Regions from separate parts of the Mus musculus genome. Here region 2 is linked to region 1. Evidence: chromatin contacts called from ENCODE POLR2A ChIA-PET data. All regions are on one chromosome and are shown on one strand. The core of a region is the stretch at or near the end of the contact, and the rest is flanking DNA. Distances in the headings are between cores, read along the strand shown. Region 1 holds the start of Neurog2 (neurogenin 2). Region 2 holds the start of Alpk1 (alpha-kinase 1).

Evidence for each region. ChIA-PET counts read pairs that join two places held with the same protein, here RNA polymerase II (POLR2A).
Region 2: POLR2A ChIA-PET joins it to region 1 with 13 read pairs in Patski. The contact joins the promoter of Alpk1 here to the promoter of Neurog2 in region 1. POLR2A ChIA-PET finds 5 or more read pairs at or near these places in 2 of 5 experiments (Patski and embryonic stem cell).

What each region holds. Positions count from the first base shown.
Region 1 is chr3:127,629,045-127,636,136 of GRCm38, forward strand. It overlaps Neurog2 (neurogenin 2), which reads left to right and starts at 4,092. Exons shown (of 2, transcript NM_009718.3): 1 at 4,092-4,413; 2 at 4,684-6,587. The coding sequence starts at 4,685. The coding sequence ends at 5,476.
Region 2 is chr3:127,777,379-127,784,285 of GRCm38, forward strand. Alpk1 (alpha-kinase 1) reads right to left here and starts at 3,149. Exons shown (of 14, transcript NM_027808.1): 1 at 2,783-3,149.

The DNA of each region.
Region 1 (7,092 bases), core at 2,842-5,341:
GCAAACTTTCAGACCACACAAGTGCCTCTTGAATTTATTTAAGTTAAAAGAGTGCTGGAAGGGTCTAGCTGAGGATGTTTGGAGTCCCGTCTTTCGTCCTTCGCAAAGCTGAGTACAAACTGAAATTGCCTTTTTGTTTTCTCAGTGAAACTGAGCACAATGTTGAACAGTTCTGCTATCCAACCAACTGAGCGTGACCGGTTAGTTGGCTCTGGGTTGCACTGTATTGTTAGCTTGTCTTTGGACTTTCTTTCTTTCTTTCTTTCTTTCTTTCTTTCTTTCTTTCTTTCTTTCTTTCTTTCTTTCTTCCTTCCTTCCTTCCTTCCTTCCTTCCTTTCTTTCTTTCTTTCTTTCTTCCTTCCTTCCTTCCTTCCTTTCTCCTCCTCCTCCTCCTCCTCCTCCTCCTCCTCCTCCTCTTCTTCTTCTTCTTCTTCTTCTCCTTCTTCTTCTTCTTCTTCTTCTTCTTCTTCTTCTTCTTCTTCTTCTTCTTCTTCTTCTTTGAATAATATTTTTAGAGTAAGAAACATGTATAGAACTGTTCTAGTATTAAGAGATGGCAGAGGGCTGGGGTTGTCACACAGCACCTTAATCCCAGAGTCCAGCAGTCAGAGGCAGGTGGATCTCTAAGAGTTTGACAATAGCCTGATCTATGAAGCAAGTTCCAGACCAGTCAGAGTTATGTGGGGAGACCCTGTCTCAAAAATGTTAGAAAGAGAGGATTAGACAGAGACGAGACTCAGAGAGAACAGCTATTGTTTCAACATTTTTTTATGTCTGTCCTTCACACAGTTACCTAATGCATATCCATTGCATAAAGCAAACAAGGAGGTTCTTACTCAAAAAGTGAAAATCTATGAGCCCATGACATCTTGATATTTAAATGATTTAGAGACCAATAATACCGGTATCTGAATATGGAGGCAGTGCTAAGTTTCTTGACAGCTTTGGAATGCACCGTGTGCTCTCCAAAAACAAAACAAAACAAAGCAAACTCCAGACAAAGAAATTTGCAGTTAATCTTAACACTATTTCACTATTGTCAGCATCTGCTCAGACAATTCTGTGTACATTATTTTCATAAACCACAGACAAGGTGTGGATTTGTCTTTTAAAAACTCTATTTGTTCTATTTTATATGTTTGAGTGTTTTGCCTGCACATATGCATATCTGCTATGTATGTGCTGGTGTCTGTGGAAAGGTCAGAAGAGAAGGGAAAAAGCCAGAAGAATGTGTCAGAATGCCTGGAACTGGAGTTTGGGATGCTTGTGGGCCACCATCTGGTGCTGGGACTCAAACCCAGGTCCTCCAAGAGCAACAGGTACTGTAAAGTGCTGAGCCACCTCTCCAGACTTCTAGGTGTGGATTTGTCAAAGGAAGTCACTTGCATGGTCAGGAGATCATAACACTGCACAATGCCAGAGGAGAGGAGAAAGTGGGGACTCAGACACCTCGGTACTGCTAACAAGCAATGAAAGGACTGGATTGTGTGTGTGTTTTCACTGGCACTGAGTGTTAGACTCAGCTTGATATCATTGTTAGTTGAGGCTACACAGGCTCCTAAGGTTCCCTTTAAAGCTTTAACTGAATTATGACTATGTTCTGACAATATTTTGCCATTAAGTCACCCAGCACTGCCTGGCTAAGCAAAATAAATAAATAAAAAATAAATAAATAATAAAATAAAATAAAACAAAATTGAAGCAACTTGCCCAAAGAGATATATTTCTACTGATATCCAAATAAGCCTTCCTTTGTTTTCGAGTGCATTAATTTAGCCGCTTGTCTTCTCTTGCAGGCAGCCCCCGTGGAGAGGTGGAGCTGTCCCGAGGCTGACACAGCAGGTTCCTCTCATCATTCTGGTATTTGTTTTTAATGGTCTTTGATCATTTCATCAGATCCTACTGTTCCCATCCTTTATTCTATTCAAGTTTATGAACAAACACAAACTCCGCATCCACTCCCACATGTTCCTTAAATCCCCATCCGTTCAGCCAAGGCCAAACAGACCCTTAGTGGGGGTTTCTTTTAGGAAGAATTTGAAGGGTGGTTAAGTGTTTGGTCTCAATGCTAACTACGTAAGGTCGCGTGCACCTGCAACCATGTGGGCTGTCCGACAGCTCTCACTCCAAATATATATTTTTTGCCTTCCAGACTATTCGGCTTCTTGCGAGTTTCTAGACAGAGCTAGAGACTCAAAGGAAGAGTCTCTGAGAGGGCCGGATGGCGTGTGTTGAAGTCCAGTATCGTCTGTGCCTTCCCATTATTTCAGTCCTGTCTACAAGGGAAATTAAAGTGTTCCGAGAGGATCTAGCGGGAACTAGATGAAATAATGCTTTTACATTTAGGAAATGTGCTTTTTTTAAAGGGGGAAGAAATGAAAGTTTGACAGAAAATACTGGAGGTTGGGGTGCTGCAAAGATCCAGACTATTTCCCTGGATGCTAATTTTGCTTTTCTTCGGCTCCACGCTCTCCAAATCCTGCTCCGTAGCCCTCTAAGGGAACTAAACACACGCAAACCGTGCCAATGCGAACAGTGCTCTGGCTGAACTCTTCTCTGAGATTCAGCTCATTTTCAGTCCCAACGAACTAAGGAGCCAGAGACCTGCGGATAATCTCTTTCTCTGGCTCTGGTGGACTGCTAAAGCCCCTCCCAAGACTCTCCTTTCATCCTCGCAAAAAAGGACCCCGCGACCGGTCCCAGATGACACTCAGGACTCACTCACTTCTGGGACTCTGGTTCTGCGTCTAGTGGTAAAGGGGAGGGACAGACAGCAATTCAGAACAAGTTTCCTCTCAAGTCCAGCAGGGAGCTAGAGCTCCTTTCTATTTTTTTTCTCCCCATTGAAAAGGCAGAATTGGGAGGACAGGCCCTATGTCTCAACAACGCCCCCCAGAGCGGAGCAGAGGTCATACAAGTGTCAGAGTGATCCACTCGCTCCTAGGAGCAGTAGCACGCCTGCCTTTGCCACCCACACAGGAAGCCACCTTATAGTATCATCTGGCTCTAACCTGTTGTTGGTACCCATCCCCTTCCGCACCAGAAGCCCCCCAAATTACGTCAAGGCGTGAAGCCTCACTGTGTCTCAGGGAAAATGGGTGTGTCAAGTGAGTGCGTTTATTTTATTTTATTTTATTTTATTTTTTTTTAATGCTCATCAATTGCTCTCCGACCAATTTCCCCTTCTAGGGGACGTCTCTGTGAACTCCTAATGTTTCCCAAACAGTCATAGACACGTTTCTCTAGAACTCAGGCACACTCTCTCACAACGTGCCTCCTGTCTGGCACACGTACGTGACCCCTTCCTTTTCCTAATTAGACTAAGGTGTTTTAAAACCCGTTTTCTAGTTGATACGGCCCCAAAGAGGCTTTGCCGAGACATGGCCGGCAGCACCACCAGGCTGCCTTCTCCGGGATTCTGACTCTCACTAATTCAAGGCTCCGGTCGCCCGCCCGTGAGACCCCGGCTGAGACGGGCGGGACGCGTATGGAGGACTCGGGCGGGAGCAGTAGTCGGGGTGCCCCCCCCCCCCCCCGCCATGGGCCCCCAGCACTCGGGCCCCTAATGAGCTGCTGAAAGGGAGCGGGCTCCGGTGCGCGTGGCTCGCAGGCCTCCCGGAGTCCCGGGAACACTGATTGGCCAGCTGCGCCTCGCGACCTCCTTTCATTAATAAATTAGCGGCACGCTCCAGCCGAGCGCGAGCCACCAATCACAATAGACAGCGGCGGCGACAACAGCCGCAGCTTGAGCCACTGCCGCCGCCGCGGCTTCGGTAGCTTGGGCTGCAGCCTGGAGCGCCAACAGGAGCTTTAGAACCATTTTATGCTGATTAGATAAAGGGGGGACGGAGGGGCGGGGGTGATGGAGGAGGAGGATGGATGGCCAGGCCAGGGGAGGGGGAGAGGGACTAAAGAAAGGGAAAGAAATGAATGATGATAATACGATGAAAAGAATAAGCTGGGGAGGGAGAGCGGGGGACCAGGACAGGCGGAGGAGGAGAGGGCGGGGGAAGGGTAGGTGAGGAGGGGGCCCCGGGGCAGATCTGATTGTTTTCTTGGTGGTATATAAGGGGTTTTAAGGAGAGTCGTGTGCCAGACACGCAGCCACTGAACCACAAGCAGCTCGGCTTTAACTGGAGTGCCTTGGAGTCGCGTGCCAGCAGCCACACGGCCAGGGACTGACTGACAGACAACCACGCACGAGAACGACAACACACGAGACTCGGGCGAGCTGCCGCGGTCGTCCGGGCTCTTGGCAAAGTCGCCCAGCCGAGAGGCCCCCCCGCGGAGGTGCGCCTAGGAAGCGCCAAGCCCGCGGCGCGGAGGACACCGTGCTCGGTTCCGGGCTGCGGGGACATTCCCGGACACACACCGGAGCAGCAGCTGCGCCGCGACACATCTGGAGCCGCGTAGGTAAGTGTGCATGCCGCGGCTCTCCACTTCGCAGGCAGTGTCCCCACGCAGGCTCACGCCGCCCACGCTAACTCCATCGCTCTAGACGCAGTGACTTCTGTGACCGGCAGAAGGTGGCTCGAGCCCGGGGCGCTCCTCCCCAGCTCTGTCCTCGCCATCTTCGCGAATGCACATTGAGGGAGATGGAGGGGGGGGGGGCGGGGCGCGGCGCCAGCGACACTTTACCCTGTCCATTCTGGGAATAAATTTCATCTGCCTCTTCTTTCTCAGGATGTTCGTCAAATCTGAGACTCTGGAGTTGAAGGAGGAAGAGGAGGTACTGATGCTGCTGGGCTCGGCTTCCCCGGCCTCGGCGACCCTGACCCCGATGTCCTCCAGCGCGGACGAGGAGGAGGACGAGGAGCTGCGCCGGCCGGGCTCCGCGCGTGGGCAGCGTGGAGCGGAAGCCGGGCAGGGGGTGCAGGGCAGTCCGGCGTCGGGTGCCGGGGGTTGCCGGCCAGGGCGGCTGCTGGGCCTGATGCACGAGTGCAAGCGTCGCCCGTCGCGCTCACGGGCCGTCTCCCGAGGTGCCAAGACGGCGGAGACGGTGCAGCGCATCAAGAAGACCCGCAGGCTCAAGGCCAACAACCGCGAGCGCAACCGCATGCACAACCTAAACGCCGCGCTGGACGCGCTGCGCGAGGTGCTGCCCACCTTCCCCGAGGATGCCAAGCTCACGAAGATCGAGACGCTGCGCTTCGCCCACAATTACATCTGGGCGCTCACCGAGACTCTGCGCCTGGCGGACCACTGCGCCGGCGCCGGTGGCCTCCAGGGGGCGCTCTTCACGGAGGCGGTGCTCCTGAGCCCGGGAGCTGCGCTCGGCGCCAGCGGGGACAGCCCTTCTCCACCTTCCTCCTGGAGCTGCACCAACAGCCCGGCGTCATCCTCCAACTCCACGTCCCCATACAGCTGCACTTTATCGCCCGCTAGCCCCGGGTCAGACGTGGACTACTGGCAGCCCCCACCTCCGGAGAAGCATCGTTATGCGCCTCACCTGCCCCTCGCCAGGGACTGTATCTAGAGCTGCGGGTCTCCCTCTCTCGTCCTCTACCCGGCCCTCTTCCCATCCTTCTCCCGCCCCTCACCCTCCACGCCCCGGACTCCACTTCACAGAGCAGAGGTGGCCCTTGCAATCCCCTCGGCGGCTGGTGCATTCGGGGGTGGAGACCAGCTCTGGTTTATTGAAGATGTGAGGATTTATGGTCAAAGAGGACTATGGCGTGTGGGAGTGGGGGCTGGCGTGGGGAACCTCGTAAGACTGTAAAAGACACTGAGAAAAAGTACCATAACTAACGAGTGTGCAGAGCAGACTGACGCTCCTCCCCTCTCTCAGAGCTGCTGGAGGAGAACTCCGGGCAGGCAGTTCGTGTGAATCTCTCAGAGGGAATGCAACTGGTCCCTGTGATCTTTTCACCTTCGTTTCTACATAGAGATGTTAATGTCAGTCGAAAGAAATGTATTTTAGCATCTGAATGAATTTACTGGTAATAATATTATCCACACATTTGCAATGGCTGGCATCTGCTCTATTCCCATTGCTGTCTGCAGGCTGTGGGAATTTCACCTGTCAAACCAAACTTTCCCTCTCTGATGTGCACTTTGTTTTTTTCCCAGATTCGTCACAATGCCTATTGTCCCGCCCTTCTTTTTGCTTTTTTTCTCCATTTTGCCATCTGTCTCTTATGATTTATAAGGGGGAAAAACTTGTTTTGTTAGAGGGCCAGGTTAGAAGTCATTGTATAATTTGTAGGCTTTTGTAAGGGTTGAATGCAAGCGTGGAAATTTAGGCTGAATTCTCTATCAAAAGAAAAAATGTGAAGGAAAAAGGAAAAATCAGGAGGGAGGATTGCTTCATGCATTATTTATCTCGACCTTTTAGGGGAGAAGGAACTCCCCCATCCTTTCAAGAGATTAAAAATAAATCAACAGTCTGAAAACCTAAGCAGACACGGGGCATTGCCAGGATCAGCCACACACGTGTTTCCTTCTATTTATTTTGAAGAAAAATTTCATGGGAAAGTATGTATTTTTTTGTATATTCTACAGAGTTTATTCTAGTATGTATTTACATCCCGAAGAATAAGAAAATTGTTTTGTGATTAAGCTATAAATAAAGTATCTAATTTTCATAAGTTTGTATTGAGGTTTGGCTTTTGCGTTTGTTTCTGATGTGGCTGGCTTTTAATACAGAATGAGTTGTATTTTACTAAAGTTTTCACATATTGAATTGAGTATATTTGTATCTTGGGTCATGTTTGATGTGGAATTTCACTAAGAAATTACAAAATATGGGATCCTACTTGAAACACCAACCCTGAAATTGGAGTATGAAATCCATCACAAACCCACATTCTGTTTTTAAGAAATCACTTCTTAAAGGCAGGCAGATTTCCATGAGTTCAGGCTTAGTCTACAGAGTGAATTCCAGGCCAGCCAGGGTTACACAGTGAGACCTTGTATCTAAATAAATAAATTAACAACATACTGAGCTGGGGACAAGTTCAGTGGCAGAACTCTGGATGTTTAAATCAATAAATACATGCTGCCTGGGCAACGAAGAGCAAAAGTGGGGATCTTAAATAATAATTATGTCACAACAGACTCCAGTGTTCAGAAAAAGCTTTATTTTAATAGCAG
Region 2 (6,907 bases), core at 1,899-4,398, 150 kb after region 1:
TGCTGTAAGATCGAGAATTGACAAATGGGACCTAATGAAACTCCAAAGTTTCTGCAAGGCAAAAGACACCGTCAATAAGACAAAAAGACCACCAACAGATTGGGAAAGGATCTTTACCTATCCTAAATCAGATAGGGGACTAATATCCAACATATATAAAGAACTCAAGAAGGTGGACTTCAGAAAATCAAATAACCCCATTAAAAAATGGGGCTCAGAACTGAACAAAGAATTCTCACCTGAGGAATACCGAATGGCAGAGAAGCACTTGAAAAAATGTTCAACATCCTTAATCATCAGGGAAATGCAAATCAAAACAACCCTGAGATTCCACCTCACACCAGTCAGAAAGGCTAAGATCAAAAATTCAGGTGACAGCAGATGCTGGCGTGGATGTGGAGAAAGAGGAACACTCCTCCATTGTTGGTGGGAGTGCAGGCTTGTACAACCACTCTGGAAATCAGTCTGGCGGTTCCTCAGAAAACTGGACATAGTACTACCGGAGGATCCAGCAATACCTCTCCTGGGCATATATCCAGAAGATGCCCCAACAGGTAAGAAGGACACATGCTCCACTATGTTCATAGCAGCCTTATTTATAATAGCCAGAAGCTGGAAAGAACCTAGATGCCCCTCAACAGAGGAATGGATACAGAAAATGTGGTACATCTACACAATGGAGTACTACTCAGCTATTAAAAAGAATGAATTTATGAAGTTCCTAGCCAAATGGATGGACCTGGAGGGCATCATCCTGAGTGAGGTAACACATTCACAAAGAAACTCACACAATATGTATTCACTGATAAGTGGATATTAGCCCCAAACCTAGGATACCCAAGATATAAGATATAATTTGTTAAACACATGAAACTCAAGAAGAATGAAGACTGAAGTGTGGACACTATGCCCCTCCTTAGATTTGGGAACAAAACACCCATGGAAGGAGTTACAGAGCCAAAGTTTGGAGCTGAGATGAAAGGATGGACCATGTAGAGACTGCCATATCCAGGGATCCACCCCATAATCAGCATCCAAACGCTGACACCATTGCATACACTAGCAAGATTTTATTGAAAGGACCCAGATGTAGCTGTCTCGTGTGAGACTATGCCGGGGCCTAGCAAACACAGAAGTGGATGCTCACAGTCAGCTATTGGATGGATCACAGGGCTCCCAATGGAGGAGCTAGAGAAAGTAGCCAAGGAGCTAAAGGGATCTGCAACCCTATAGGTGGAACAACATTATGAACTAACCAGTACCCCGGAGCTCTTGACTCTAGCTGCATATATATCAAAAGATGGCCTGGTCGGCCATCACTGGAAAGAGAGGCCCATTGGACTTGCAAACTTTATATGCCCCAGTACAGGGGAACACCAGGGCCAAAAAGGGGGAGTGGGTGGGCAGGGGAGTGGGGGTGGGTGGATATGGGGGACTTTTGGTATAGCATTGGAAATGTAAATGAGTTAAATACCTAATAAAAAATGAAAAAAAAAATCAGAGACATTCATTCAGTGTGTGGCAGTGCTCTCAGCTGTCTGCCCCTCCCCACCCTTCACAGCCCACATGGAGGTCAGAGGACATGTGAGAATTGTATCTCTCCGTCCACCATGCAGGCACCAGGAACTGAACCCAGGATATCAGGCTTGATAACAACCCATATCTCCAGAATTAATCATAGGATGTATAATGAATGTTAAACTAAGAATGTAATCTAATTCTTTAGTGGTAGAGGGCTTGGCAGGTGTCATGTAAAATCGGTAGCATGGGTATTATACTTTGGGGACAGTGTGACTCAGGTTTGAAGCTTCTACAGTCACGAATGCTCTCAAATGTTCAAGAACATTGAGGGCAAAGTAAGGCGCATGGAGACCTGTGTAGGCTTGAGCAGAAGCAACAAACAGACACAGGAAACTCTGAAATAGTTTTTAGCTGTGACGTCTCATCAGGCAAAGGTCAATATTGTCACTTTTAGGAGTGTTAGAAGCACACAGTTTTTTCAAATGCCAAGAAGCAAGTATTAGGATGGAGGTGACATTGTGTTGTGACATAAAATCTGCTCATCTGCTCCTGCCTTTGTGCTGGTACCTGCTGTAAATACTAACAACTTCAGAGGTTTTAATTTGTGACTTTCCAGGCTAGAGTGCTACTTTCAAATGTTACAATTTTTTAATGATAGGACCATTTTACCTAGACACCCAAAGGAATTTAATTTTTTTTATGTGCGCTTTCTTTGTAACCAAGACTTGCCCACACCCAGAATTTCTGTCCCTACTCCCCAAGTATGCTGAGTGACATTCACACAACTGTGCCCTGGCAAGAAATTACTGACTCCATCGTACAAGCAAGCGGCAGCGTCTTTGATAGCTTCCTATGTGCTCCAAACCCAGTTTCAAATCAGTAGTCCCCACAATCCTTTAATGCCCTCATCAGACACTGATTTTGTGAGCAGTAAGGCTAGCAGGTCTGGCAAGTTCTGTGACTAAGTACATTGCTATTAATCCATATATATATATATACATTAAAGGGTTCATATTTTTCTCCTCTTCACAACAACTGAACTGTAGGTAGCCTTTCCTCTGCTCTTTTTTCCCCCCTGTCCCTTCTGAGGAGCTTCTAGAAGCGCAAACCTTTCTAAGGGCTCAAGAGTTACTTAAAAGCAACAGAGACAGAGGTGGCACCAAGTCTACCGCAATCACCTTTGAGAACACTCTGCCGCCCCCATCCTGCGAGCATCTGCACCGCACCTCCTGCAAGTTTTCATTTGTAAGCTGATACTCACTCAGAAAATAACACTTCAGAGCAGCAGTCTGACCCGGGAGAGTCTTTATTCCGGTACAACCTCCCGGAAACACAGCGTTTCTCCTCAACAGCTTCTGTTTCAGGAAACGGGAATCTGAAAAGAAAAGTCCTTCCTTGCTCAGACCGTGCTTGTCTAACGCCACGCCAAGACACGCCCCGTTAGGGACTGTTGCGGGAAAGGTCTTCTGGGAGTCGTGTTACTGACTCTGGCACCGTCCACCAGGAAAACCCCAGCTTGGCCTCAAGTGCAAATAAACGTGTTGATACACGTGCCTCTGCGACGCCTACTTCTCCTCTGCGCTCCAATTCCGAGATCGACCCCCAAAAGGGGACAAGGAGAGCTTGTCTTTTGATGACATCAAAATAGTGTCATTATGTTCCTGCTTTCTCATTGGCAGTCTCTTCCTTCACTCTTGGATGACTCCATCTCTGCCCTACTCCAAATAAGGAGTTTCCCTGAACTTTCACAAGGAAAGGAACTTGTCTGATAACTGGTTTGTCTTTCAACGGTCGAAGCAAATGAAATCTGAGACTCAAGTTTTGATAAAAAAACATGTCAAAAGTACATGAAAAGATGTTAAAATGTTTATCAAAAAAAAGACATTTTTTATTGGAAAAGTTTTAAGAGGTCAACAATATTTTAACTTTCTCGAGCCTTTCTGAGCCTGCTGTGCTGAGGAAGTTTCTTTAGAAAGAATAGGAATGGACTTTCTTTTCTTTTTAAGGTTTATTTTTACTATCTTATGTGTATGAGTGTTTTGCCTTCATATTTGAGGAGGTGGTGAGCCTCCGTGTGGGTGCTGGGAATCGAACCTGGGCATCTTTACAAGGGCAACAGCAACAAGTGCTCTTAACCGCTGAGCCAACTCTCCAGGGCAGGAATGGATCTAGTAATACCAACAGGAAGCATTTGGGTAAAGCCTTTGGTACATGACCCAAGAAATGAGAACAGAAATCTCTCCGCACCTGGGCAGCAAATGCTTTAGCCAGTTGGACGGATTCCAGCTCTGCTTCTCAACCAAGTGGAAGGAACGATCCAAGCGGTCAAAAGCTAGATTGCCTAAACACTGACTTGTGATCGGCAATAATTCTTCACCCATGACTTTAGAAGTTGTTCGACCAGCCAGAGTGATGGTGTGCTCTTTTAATCCTAGTATTTAGGAGGTAGAGACAGGTAGATCCCTGTGAGTTCAAGGCCAGCCTGGTCTAACTAATGAGTTCCAGGACAGTCAGGATTACACAGAGAAACCCTGTCTTGGAAAAGAAAAAGCAAACAGGAAAAAAAAAAAAGTTGTTCAAGTAAGAACATAGAATTACTATAACAAAACTTTCCATTTATTTACATAACTAGAGTTTCCTTTTTTAATGTATGTTCTTTCTTGGAATGTTACTTTATTGTAGCTATAGATAATGTGCATCTGTTAACTAACTTCTAAGTACCATAAATATCATTGAGAAATGCACTTTTAAATAGCACTCTGTTATTCGGCATTCATCAAATATGTAACTTTGTATTTATCTTTTAAATAAATTACAAATTAAAAATACATGTATTGTAAGCATTGAATAGGCCTGTCTTTAGAATGTTTATTCAATAGTGTCTGTAGCAAAAAAGAGAAATAATTTTAATATATATATATATATTACTGTATATAAATGAGAAAAACACAGAGATATAAGAGCAAGTTTTGTACTATGAGAAAAGTCTATGAAGGAAACGTAATAGAAACAGAAACTTAGATAGAATAATATAAATTTTCACAATTGTTAAAAAAATCTTCATGCCTTTATAGAGAGATGTTAGGGGTGCCAAATTATTTGACATATAATTTTGCTTGGCCTTTAAAAGAATATGCATGGGCCTTATGGCACACACCATTAATCTCAGCACTTGGGCTTGGGGCAGATGCAAGTGAATATCTGTGAGTTCAAGGCCAGTCTGGTATATAGAGTGAGTCCTAGAGGACTACATAGTGAGATCTGGTCCCAAGGAGAGAAGAGAGAGAGAGAAAGGAGGGAGGGAAGGAAGGAAGGAAGGAAGGAAGGAAGGAAGGAAGGAAGGAAGGAAGAAAAAAGAAAGAAAGAAAGAAAGAAAGAAAGAAAGAAAGAAAGAAAGAAAGAAAGGAAGGAAGGAAGGAAGGAAGGAAGGAAGGAAGAAAGAACATGTAGAGTTTTGTTTAGGAAAACCACACAGAGATCTTTTGTAATTATTTAAAATTATAATAAAAAACAAACATCAACTTCAATATATGTGACTTTTTTTTTAAGAATTCTGCTTGGGAGCAGGCAAGTAAAAGAAGTGTTAGAAATTATTTGAGTCTGATGGAAGAATAGGAGGAAGGATTTCTGGGGTCCCAAAAGGGATAGGAACTCCACAGGAAGACCAACAAAGTCAACTAACCTGGACCCTTGGGGCTCTCAGAGACTGAACCTCCAACCACAGAACTCATACATGAGCTACACCTAGACCTCCCCACACACATGTAGCAGATGTGCAGCTTGGTCTTCATGTGGGTCCTGAACTGGAGCAGAAGCTATCCCAAAAGCTGTTGCCTGTACGTGGATATGTTCTTCTAGCTGGGCTGCCTTGTCTGGCCTCAGTGGGAGAGGATGTGCCTAACCTCGAAGAGACTTAAAGTGCCAGGATCAGGGGATACTCAGGGAGCCCCACCTACTCAGAGGAGAAGGGGAGGGAAGAGTGAGGAAGGATTATGGGAGGGGAGACCAGGAGGGGACAACGAGCAGGATATAACGTGAATAAGTAAAAACATAAAGTTAAATTTAAAAAATTTACTTGAGGAGAAGGAGTGATATTTTAGTGCCTAAAAGAAGGCGATGGATACATAGAAATATGAGAAGACATTGAGAAGAAACCAGTGTGTGAGTCATTTATCTTCATAGAGTCTGGACAATAGCCACGTCTCTCTGTGATAAGCATTCCTGGCAAAAATTCCTAGAGCCATAGAAACATGAGATGTGATGTTTCATTTTTAATCACAACATTGAGTTCCAGAAAGTTTCCCAAGATAACAGTCCCATGTAGAAATTTATAAACAAAAGCTTCACTTACTGTAAATGTCTGAGGCGTACACTCAAGTGGTACACTTAGAAAAACGGCCTGCCCTACCGTATTGATTCTGATTATCTAGGTTTTATTGTTTTGAATATAAAATGCTGAAGCAAATGCCTATCACTTATTTGTTTGTGTAAACATGATAGAAGTGTCTGGTTTGTGCCAAGTGCTGCCTTGGCACTGTGGGTGTTGGTAGTGCACACAAGTCATGACCTCAAAGCCCCATGGTGGCAGGTGGGTGGAGGAGGAAGGGATCAAGAGTTAGCTGGGTATGTGGGCAGAAGTCTGCACAGGCAGTGGGTGCTTTGTGCTTCATCACCAGCACATACTTCTGCCCACCGCACACTGGCAGGTCTTGGAAAACTGTCATATATATTGTGGGAAGCCACATGTGCCGTTGCAGGGTGGCACTGGCTACCGCTGGCCACCACGCATAAGTTTGGGTAGACACCCATTGTGTACATATGCAGTAAAATTTTTAACCAAGATGAGGTTTTGAGAATATAACCAATCAGATGAGAGACATGTTAACCAATCAGATGAGAGACATGTTAACCAATCAGATGAGAGACATGTTAACCAATCAGATGTGAGACATGCAAATGAGGTAGTAAGTATAACCAATCCGGGTGTGAGACACGCCTCTTCTAGGCCTATATAAGCAGCACCAGTTCTGGGCTCGGGGTCTTTTCGCCTCTGCAATCAAGCTCTCCTAATAAACATGTGCAGAAGGATCCTGTTGTGGCGTCTGCTTTGCTGGTGAGTCGGGCGCTCACAAGAGTATATGACAATAAATGCATACATTTTAGAAAGAAAAATTACAGTAGGAAGTTCGGATTGTGGATTATGGTAGGATTAGAAACGGAATTTCAAAGCTATTGTGGTAGTCTAGACATAACTGATGGAGGAGCTCAATTAGTCTTGATAAGAGTGGAAATAAACAGGCCTGGATGAGAGATATGAAAACTGGGAATAAATGATGTAAAGGTAATTGGGGAAAAAAGCAAACTATAGGTAGAGACGAGCAGAGGG